Linked DNA regions of Mus musculus: region 2 is linked to region 1. Evidence: chromatin loops called from intact Hi-C (ENCODE). Cell type or tissue: left cerebral cortex. All regions are shown on one strand. Links, peaks and the distances in the headings refer to the core of each region. The heading gives the core; the rest is flanking DNA.

What was found. A loop is a pair of places that touch in the nucleus more often than their neighbours do. Peaks named below come from ENCODE experiments on the same cell type or tissue, not always from the same donor. Only the 100,000 strongest peaks of a DNase experiment are listed, where the experiment ranks them.
Region 2: a loop joins it to region 1, with 2.4 times the contacts of the local background. A loop is called at or near these places in 1 of 42 quality-filtered maps.

What each region holds. Positions count from the first base shown.
Region 1 is chr13:5,867,406-5,872,790 of GRCm38, forward strand. Klf6 (Kruppel-like factor 6) reads left to right here. Exons shown (of 4, transcript NM_011803.2): 4 at 1-2,988. Among named protein-coding and RNA genes, the nearest start is that of Klf6, 8.6 kb to the left of the region's middle. In left cerebral cortex, for the core only: no CTCF peak of the experiment used is centred there; DNase peaks (open chromatin) are centred at 604, 1,144, 1,393, 2,187 and 5 more places; H3K4me3 peaks cover 411 bases; H3K27ac peaks cover 3,871 bases.
Region 2 is chr13:6,052,502-6,057,886 of GRCm38, forward strand. No RefSeq gene overlaps it. Among named protein-coding and RNA genes, the nearest start is that of Gm46401, 140 kb to the left of the region's middle. In left cerebral cortex, for the core only: no CTCF peak of the experiment used is centred there; no DNase peak of the experiment used is centred there.

The DNA.
Region 1 (5,385 bases), core at 279-5,278:
GGGCCTCTCTTTGGAAGGTCTTTTGAGGGCTACAAAAGTCATGTCAGGAGTGGCATAGCACCCATGGTGCATGGTGTTTGGGTGACCCCGGACTCACCACTGGTTCCTAACCTTCTGAGAGGCTCTAAGCTTTTGGCCGTGAGCATGCGCACTGAGAATGTTAGTGGGTGGGATGGTTGTGTTGAGGATCTATTACTGACTGTATGGTGAGGCAGACTTTTTTTTTCTCCCCCTATGTGGTATCAAATAACTGCAAGAGACAGAAAAAAAAAAAAGCAGTTTGAATGTTTTGTGTGTGAGGAGTATACCAAGGGATGAGTTGACCACCAATCATTTCCTGAAGGGTGTCTGCACCTTAGAAAAAAATAAACAAAAACAACAACAAAAAAATAAATAAAAGTTAAAATAATAAAAAAAAAGATGGAAAAACATGGAGGGTGGGAGCGGGAACTCAGGACCCATTGTGGTGAGTGTTAAGGGCAGGGGGAGCCCCTGTGCCCCTTTCCTGTGTGAAAGGACTTTCTGGTGTCTGGTGCAGCTATAGAATGTGCAGTGTGTCAAGTAGCTTGTTTTACTGGCTACATGGAGCTCATTTGTAACCCATTGTATAAGCTGTATTTACAAATCGCAGTGGTCATTTTCCCTTATAATACAAAAAAACAAGTCGTGCATGGTCTGGGGGAGCTATAAACGTTTAACATTTTTAAATTGCGTCTCCAATCTTGATTCCAATTAATAAGCAGCTATAAGATCTAATTTGTGTAGAATAATGATTCCTTAAGCCATTTAGGCCTGGCAAGACACGTTCTCCCCCCTCCCCCCCCCAGATCCTTCTATTTTGTAACACTCCCATGCAAAATGATCTTGTGCAATGTAGGGTTGTATTTTCGACGACTCGGAATTTGAATTTACTTTTTTTTTGAGAATCTTAAGGTACCCTTTGGAGAAATTGGACACTTGTCAAATGTCTAAATGCTAGGGGCCTGGAAATTACCCGTCTAATATCACATTAGGCTAAGAACACAAACTTTTTTTCTCAGAGTGGATCAAACCACTAAGCTTAGAAACCGTTTTTTCTCACGCAGCTACGTCTCTTATTTATGCCTTGAGGACTATTTCTGGTTTTCTAGCTGTTAATGCACTGTTGACCTTCATAATGGTGCCTTATGCAACTGGCCCTTCTGTGGGGTCAAATACAGGGGAATGGGTGACGCATGCTTAATTAAGGCTCTTTTTTCACCTGGCATTGTACTGTATCAATGTATAATATGGACAAAACAAACAAAGAACAACAACGACAACAAAAAGAACACCTCTTTAAGATCCTCCACAGTGATGAACGAACGGGTGAAAAGTCCTTTGACATGTCAACATGTGTTCATTTCCAACAACTTGACTGTCAGTGTTAAAATGGGGAAAAAAATAGACATGGCAATTGAAAACTAATTCTGCTACCATGAGACTCTTTTAAGAGACCTTGCACAACTGTACAGATCTCACATACCCACACACACCCACACACACATACACACACACACACACCGGCTGTATTTATTATGTAACATTGTCACACATATTAAAGATACAGAAGTATTAAACAAACAAGAAAAACCAATGTCAATATCTTGCTCAAAAGGCACAAGTTTTGAGTACCTGTCTAGCTATCTGTTGGTAATACTGAAAGTATACTGCTTTTTGTTTTGTTTTTGTTTTTTTTGAAAAAGTGGATGAAATTTTTTGTGTATGTATATTTGTGTGTATAGTATGTGTATGTATGTGTGTATATATATATTATATATAGATAATATATAAATATTTTTTTAAGAAGAAACTAGAATGTTTAGCTAGAAAATTCTACAGCCTGTGAAGAAGTATTTCAAAATGGCCATAAAGGAGGTTAAAAGAAATTGAAAACTATAACCTAACTTTTATAGAGGCTTTATCTTTAATTTAATAGTTTGCTGGAGACATTGTTGGCGTTGAGTCTTTTCCAGGCTGCTGATTCTGCTAGTCACGATTGGCAAGCCTGGAATAGGGGACCTTCGGCCATTTAGAAGGGGCATGAACAAAATACTGGCCAACCAGCTGGACTCAGACACACAAAGGTTTTAATTTTCCTTTCAGCCTTACTAGAAGATCTAACCTAAGAGTAAGCTGACCACAGGGATTGTTTTTTAGAATACTTTTTATGCAGATGAAACTATTTTTTCCAGCATGTAGATTCTTCCAGCTTTTTCAAGGAGTACTTTCCCGGAATTTGGCATACCACAGCGTAGACAGCTGATATTTCTGATATTTCATCCAGCTGCTTGGCTTTTTGGGTGTGGATCTTTACATATATGAGAATGAGTCTGGCTGGGCTGGTATTTCGTTTGATCTTCCTGGAAACGAGCAATGATTAAAGCTCCCTTAACTGCTTTTTGTTTTGTTTTGTTTTATTGTATCTGGCCTGATGAATACATTTCTCTACAGAACTGATTTCATTTTGCTCAAGGGGAAAATGCACTTTTGTTTGGCAATTCAAAATCCTAGCACTTGATTTGCTGGATTTTGGAAAACTCCTTTTTTGGCCCTGCTGTGTGCTTATCCATAGCAATTCCATTAAGTAAGAAGGTAAACAGAAGAGAGAGGAAACTTGTGCTGGCGCGTCTCACTTATGAAACACAGCGACGTTGCTGGACTGGCTGGGGCTGGGTGCCGTCCGTGTCGATGCTGTAACTTTAATACTAAGCAGTCCATTCTGGTCAGGTGACAACTGAGCCTCAATCAAGCAGGAACTTTTGCTTGAAATTAAAAAAAAAAATTTCTATTAGTGAAATTTCTTTATTTCTTTTTTTTTGAAGCACCCTGTTATCTAAAGAATCTTTGTAAGATTTTTGTAAAATTTTGTTTTACAAGATTTTATTTGAAATTGTTTTTTGCGAGATTGTTATATTTCTGTATGAATGTATTTTTTATTCGAATAACATAAAAAGAATTCTTATCAGCATCTGGAGCCTGATTGTTTTTCTGGGGTGCAGTGGGGGAAGGGGGTTGTTAACAAATTCCTGCTGTGTTACTCAGCCTGGCTTCCTCCCCGGGAAATCACCATTGTGTAATTCTGAGGGCCTTTTGCCTAGCTCAGTCCCTGCCTTCCCTGTCTTCCTACTTACCACAGCTGTCTCTGGAGGGAGGCTTTTGACATTGCCCCCCCCCCCCCCCCACACACACACACACTCCCCTCAAATGGACTGAATGTCTTCCAAAGCCTGAAAGAAACAGCCTTGGTTGGGAGGGGGGCACAATAGGAAGCCACTTGTTGCACTTTTTTTCTTCCTGTCACTCAAGCCCAGGAGATGATTACAGTGCAGAGAGGCCCCAGTACCGTGGCTTCTGAAATCCAGCAGATTTTGTTCTCTTAGCTGGTAGAGCTGGGCCAGTCTTTCTGGATGGAGCTGGCGTCACACCTGGATGAGTCCCATCTGGGAAGGTTAGAAGCCACCAGCAATCAGATGATAAAGGGAAGTCAGGCCAGAAAGCCGTCCCAATGGACTCTGCATCCACTGATTCCTATGCCCAGATCCCCCCCCCCCCCCCCCCCCCCCGTTAGTTCCGGAAAGCAGGGCAGAAAGTCAAGATTGCTTCTCCTCACGAGGTTTCGTGACTTAGGAAAAAAATGCATCGCATATAGCTCGATTTAAGAAAAAATCCGCAGCTTGTCTCAGAGCAGTGCCTTCAGTCGCTTGAGACACTCGCAGCCAGTTTTACTGTGCGGATCAATGTGAGAGAGATGCATCTTGGAATCTGTTTTCAGATTCCATAAGCCAGTCAGTAGTCACAGGGTAAAATAGGTGAGTTTCCGTGGGGCTTCTTCAATGCATTTTCCTTTGATCCCCCAAAAGGGTGGTCTTCATTTTAGGTGTGGTATAGTCATTTACTTCAGAGTAGGTCTTCTTTTTGCTAAATGTGCAGAGTTTATGAAATTTTTCTTCTTTTATATATTTTATAATTAGGGAGGAAACTTTAAAGATTAGCAGCTTTTTTTTTTTTTAATATCAGAAACTTGGATGTGTGGTAGGCTAGGTCATACAGAGTTGGTGACATTTTTTGCAGAATTCATGGGTGTGTGGCATTCCGAAGCACATGTCAGGATGACTAACAGTTGGATGACTTTGACTGTACAGTCTAAATAAAGTCTCGATAATGCATTCTCTCGGCTACTATTAAGACCGGACCGTGTTGTCATGCAAAGTCTGCTGAACAGCTAAGTTATGCTCAAATAAGGCTGTTAGGAGAACCGCAGTGCAAGGAATCAGCCACAGACTTGGGATATTTATAGACGTATAAAGCATTTTCAGTCTGCTTAACAAATTTTTTGAAACCTAGCTAAAAGGAAGGGAACACTTTTGCTCTAACAAGCTGTGTACTTTGGGGACAATTCGCTCAGCAACAATAGGCTCCCATTTACTCCTTGCTAAAATAGTCCGGGCTAGGTCACATGAATCTAGATTTTCTATAGCACTGCCATTCTGCGGTCTGTGAGTGTAGGGTGGACTTCAAATTACACGTTCACCATCCTCAGAGTTCTTGGCCCAGACCTAGGAAAGTTTTTCTTCTGCTACAGGAGAAAGTATTGTTGGAGAAAATTGCTCTGAAAATGGAAAACAGAATGTTCTCAAACTGCCCATTACTTCTTTAATTAAAGTTAAGTTGCTCGGGCATTTGATGCTTGACAACATATAATTTTATTTAAATTAAAAAAAAAAAAAAACCAGCCCTAACCTCCTTTGAAAAGTGCTATGGTACCTATAAAAGAACCCAAAATCTCCCCGGTTCCCCCAAGCCCCCAGTTCTATTTCTTATCTAATAGGGCCTTTGTACTGAGGGCAACGGAAGTGATTAAAGTCTCTTACTTTTATATTTTAATTGCCATAAAGAACACAACTTCCATATGCGACTCCTTTTTAATGTATGCAGTATATTACCAGGAGCTATTTCTTAATATTTGCTTATTATATTTATTTATTTGTATGTCTGTCGTGTGTGTGTGTGTGTGTGTGTGTGTGTGTGTGTGTGTGTGTATGTGTGTGTGTTGTTTAGAAAAGGTATCAGGTGGCCTCCTCTATCAGAATCACCCAATTTATTTGAGGCAGGGTCTCTCCTGAACCCAAGGTAGGTGTCTTCCTGGCTAGGTTGGAATCAGCATATCCTGTCTCCTCCCCCTTCAGAGCTGGGGTGGAGCTATTTGCCTGGATGCTGTGATCATGACTGCTCTTAATGCCTGAGCCCTCTATTCAGTCACTGTGCTATTTTGTTTTTTAATGACTTCCTTTGCCAGCTGGATTATTATTGATTATCATTTTGAAATGTGATGATGACAAAGATGATATTCCCCATCTTCTTATC
Region 2 (5,385 bases), core at 261-5,260, 190 kb after region 1:
CTTTTGTGATTGGGTTTCCTCACTAAGGATGATATCCTCCAGGTACCTCCATTTGTTCAAGAATTTAACAAATCCATTGTTTTTAATTGCTGAGTAGTACTCCATTGTGTAAATGTACCACATTTTCTGTATCTATTCTGTTGAGGGACATCTGTATCCTTTCCAGCTTCTGGCTATTATAAATAAGGCTGCTATGAACATAGTGGAGCAGGTGTTCTTATTACCAGTTGGAACTTCTTCTGGGTATATGCCCAGGAGAGGTATTGCTGGATCTTCTGGTAGTATTATGTCCAATTTTCTGAGGAACCTCCAGACTGACTTCCAGAGTGGTTGTACAAGCTTGCAATCCTACCAGCAGTGGAGGAATGTTCCTCTTTCTCCACATCCTCTCCAGCATCTGATATCACCTGAATTTTTTATCTTAGCCATTCTGACTGGTGTGAGGTGGGATCCATCCCATAATCAGCCACCCAACCCAGACACTATTGCACAATGCCAGAAAGATTTTGCTGAAGGGACCCTGTTATAGCTGTCTAGTATGAGGCTATGCCAGTGCCTGGCAAATACAGAAGTGGATGCTCACAGTCATCTATAAGATGGAACACTGGGACCCCAGTGGAGAAGCTAGAGAAAGTACCCTAGGAGCTGAAGGGGTCTGCAACCCTATAGGTGGAACAACAATATGAACTAACCAGTACCCCCAGAGCTCGTGTCTCTAGCTGCATATGTAGCAGATGGCCTAGTCGGCCATCACTGGGAACAGAGGCCCCTTGGTATTGCAAACTTTATATGCCCCAATACAGGGGAATGCCAGGGCCAAGAAGCGGGAGTGGGTGGGTAGGGGAGCATGGCAGAAGGAGGGTAAAGAGAACTTTTGGGATAGCATTTGAAGTATATATAAAGAAAATATCTAATAAAAAAACTGGTTAAGTGCATATTACTTTTAGCCTCTGAAGATATTATGTATATTTAAGAGGCATTTAACTATTATAAATTATTTTGATGACTTAAAAATTGTCAATACTGAGTTGTATATTTTAAAATATACTTTATTAGCTTAATAAAGAAACTGAAAGTAAAAAACAATAGAAAAATGATGTTTTCATTTTGTGTATATGTGTATGCACATATGTGTGCATGTATGTATGGAAGTAGCCACACATGTGTGCATATGAAGACCAGAATTAATCTGCAGTGTCCTTCCTAAGGATACCGTCTATTTTGAATTCTGAGATATAGTCTGTCACTGGCCTAGGACTCACTGATTGAAGGCTGGTCGCATCTCCAAATCCCTGCCTGTTCTGTGCTGGAATCTCATTGTGGTGCCACACCCAGACTTTCTTATGTGGGTTCTTGGAATGGAACTTAGTTTCTTGTGCAGAGAAGGAATGTTAGTGGCTGAGTAATTTTCCCAGGCTTTCTTGTTTTACTTTCCGTTGGAGCTTTCATGGGATACTGTGGGTATCAATCCTGGTATCTCTCAATGCTTCGACCTTTTGGATGTTTGTGTATGCTAAAAGACATATGAGATGCTTGAAATTTGCTATCTTGATTTTGCGACCACTGGCCGTGTCTGAAGGAAGTACAGCAGCAGTTAGCTAGCTACTTTGTTCTTATAGAAAGCTATAGCATAGAGCCTGGAATTCTTTTATTTATCTAATAAGATGAACTGTTAAAACTCCTACTTGTTAACCCACCTACTACTTCTCTGTTAAATCATGTCTCAGATTCAAGACCAAATTACTGAGATGTAAAAATTTGGTCATGCTCTCATTTTAATCAACTAGTAAAATTATTCTGCACACAGATCATGTACTTAAAAAACAAAACAAAACAAAACAAAAACTTTACTTGTAACGAAAAGTGATCCGCTAGCTCTATGAAGCACTTTGTCCTTTTCCTTTCAGGGTCAATTCCACCACAAAGGAGATGTCTGTCCTGTTTGACTCTCAGCAAAGCTTGCCACCAACATAATCATTACAACATGGCTCCTGTCATTGCAAATGCTAACCTGTGATGTGCCAGGAACAAGCCCTCAGTACAACACCTTTGGAAAAAGAAGAGTAGGGGAAGCAGGCAAGAGGAAGTTTCTGTTGCATAGCATATTGTCATGGTAACAAAATACTAAGCTGAACAGAAAAGCAAATGCTTGGAAGAATGAAAGTTCTAAGGACAACATCCACATGTGTTGGAGGTGATGGATAGATGTGTGTTATATGTGTGTGTACACATATGTACATATTTCTCTTTCAGGAATGTTTTCCCATTTGATTTTATTGAAGGGCACAACGTGAAGTAAAAATATTTGTAAATTTAATTAAAAAACAAATACCCTTCCTCTAAACATGTGATTTCTGTAGCTTTTTTAAATTTTGAACAGCTCTCTCAGTAATCTGGTTTCCTGGGAATTTATTGTGCTTTTATCTTTAGCCTCTAGCTCATTCAAATTATTACTGTCATTCCATCCGAGTTGGTAAGCAGCTGCCCTGACTTTGCATTTTCTATCTTATTCTCTCTTTTATTAATCTTCCCTTGGTCTCTGGTGCCTTTTTTCACCTCAATCATGCAAAATTAAACAAACCTTTACATTTAAGAAATGATGCTCCCCACAGGCCTGCAGGCACATCCCCTGGAAGCTGTTACTTCGGCTGCTAATTTTAATTAACAATTAATTAATAAGTAATTAATTAATTTTGTTATAATGACCCTGACTTTGCCTTACAGCACTATCCCATTTCTCTAAATACAACACCAATGTAAAATTGAATTGATGTTCCAATGCCAGATGAGGTTAGCTCCAGAATATCAAACAGATGAAAGGATACCCAAGGAAACTGAGTTTACTCATTTGCCTTTGTGCATTTTCTGATTTTAAAAGAGAATACTGATGTATGAAGCCACATAAATTTCTATAAGTTATATTTCTCCAATCACAGAAGTCAGAAAAACACATATGTCCCAATTGAATCAAACCGAGCGAGAGGAGGTAGAACACCATAAAAAACCAATGCCACTAGTCACTAATTCCAAACAGATGTCAGGTTATTCATATTAGTGGGTGCTTGCAAAATCTTTTGAATGCATGGTGGTGCAGCTTGATTCTGGAGTATCTTCTGAGAATGTGTGAGGCCCTGAGTTCAATGCCCAGCAAGGGAGAAAAAAATAGTATTTTAACAAACAAAATGCTTAATACGTTTGTTTGATATAGAAAGGCTTGATGGATACAATTTTACTTTTTCTCTGTGTGTGTTTATGTGTGTGTGTGTGTGTGTGTGTGTGTAGATCAGAAAACACTTGGGTGCCAGTTTTTAACTTCTGCTGTGTTCACTACTCTGTACATTGGGCTGTACATTCTCTAGGCTCTGATTCCCATCTCGCTGTAAGAGTGCAGAGTAGATATGTACTAGCATGTCCAACCTTGTATGAGTTCTGCAAGTCCAAATTCACTTCCTTTTTCTTTTATAGCAAGTGAATTATGCACTGAGCCATCTCCACAGTTCGATTGGGTTTATATCAATTGAATTAAGATTTACACACAATAATGCTTAATAATCCTTAACACCGTAAATCCTTAAGTGTTCTTATCTTAGGGTTTCCATTGCTAAGAAGAAACTCCACGACCAAGGCAACTCTTATAAGACCAACATTTGATTGGGGCTGGCTTACAGGTACAGAGGTTCAGGTCATTATCATCAAGGCAGGAGCATGGCATCATCCAGGCAACATGGTGGAGGAGAAGCTGAGAGTTCTGTATCTTTATCTGAAGGCCACTAGGAGAAGACTATACTCAGGAAGCTAAGAGGAGGGTCTTAAACCCATCCCCACAGTGACACATTTCTCTAACAAGGCCACACCTCCTAATAGTGATACTCCCTGGGCCAAGCATATTCAAACCACCACAATGCTATTACCTAATTCCATGTATTTGGTGAATACATATAACCACTGTTCTGATTGAAAGACAGTTTTAAAGAACCCCGCCCCCAATCTTACCTTTTCAGTAAATCCTCAATATCTACTGCCAACAACTTTCTTCACAAAGTTCATATAAAGGAGGTCATGTGACTGTGCTCAGGAATGAATTCACACTGTTGTATGAGTTTCTCACTCATTTCTTTTTAAAGCAGATTTATGTTCTTATGTGTCTGCATGAGTGTACACCATGTGTGTGTGCAGTGCCCCCAGAGGCTAGAAGAAGTCATCAGATGCTCTGAGGTTGGAGTTACAGGTGAGTTGATGGACATGAGTGTTGGGAATCAGACTCCAAGCCTCTGTGAGGGCAGTGAATGCTCCTAACCAATGAGACACCCTCCCTCCAAAGTTCATTCCTTTTTAGTCCTGACGAGTATTCTATTGCATGATTACAGTTTATATAAAAAAGAATTGTTCCTGAAAATCACAGTGCTCTGTTTGTCACTATTGTGATTAAAAACACTCCATTTTTGTGGACATTTTCCCCTGAGAAGCTACTCTGCTGGATGTATGTTTACCTTGATAAGAGGTTGCTGGTCTCCTGCTGCTGGAACTGCTTGCACCCTTACGGTGATGAGGGCTTTCCCCCTCATCCTCTTCTGTGTCAGCTTCTTATTTTATCAGGGTTGTATCTCATGGTACCTGTGTTTTGTATGTCCCTCATGACTAACCACAGTGAACAGATTTCTTGTGTTTCTGTTCTGGTTTCTCTTTGCACTGGTGTTAGTTGTCATTCTTAGCTTTCTTAGGATGGTCAAGACTGTGCTGTAGTTTCACACTGAAGTTGCTCATGTTTTTCTCTAGAGTGTGAGGGAGTAGCTGAGAATTATTTTTCTGTATAATTGTATCCATTCCTTCTTCATTGTGCCCTCTTGAAGATGTTTACCTTCCACTCTGAAGTACCATGCAACTGTTGGGGGATTCTGTCCTGGAATTTGTACTGTGTTGCAGTAGTCTATTTTTGTTATTATGTTCTTAATACCTTTGTGTCAATTACAGAACTTCTCAGGTCTTGGAGTCAGGCAGGGTCTTCAAATATTCCTATTCAAATACAACACTGTTGAATGTAAAATATTGGTAAGCATTATGATAAGAAGCAATAATACATTTATATATATAATCTTTATATATTAAAATAAGGCAAAGTAAAAAATTAAAATCAATTACATTTGATCATGACACATGTTGTATTAGAATAGTTTTATTCTTTTGTTTTTTCCCTTGTTGAGAGAATAATATTTGATTTTTTCAATATTAACTCATAGATAACATTCATTCTTGAAAAGTATTATTGGTGTGATTATAAATCTTTAACTTTAATATTATCCCATACTTGAAAACATTTTACAGATGCAAATTCTAATGTACAAACATGATAGCTGTGTCTTTTTCTCACTAGAGTAAAAGTGGGAA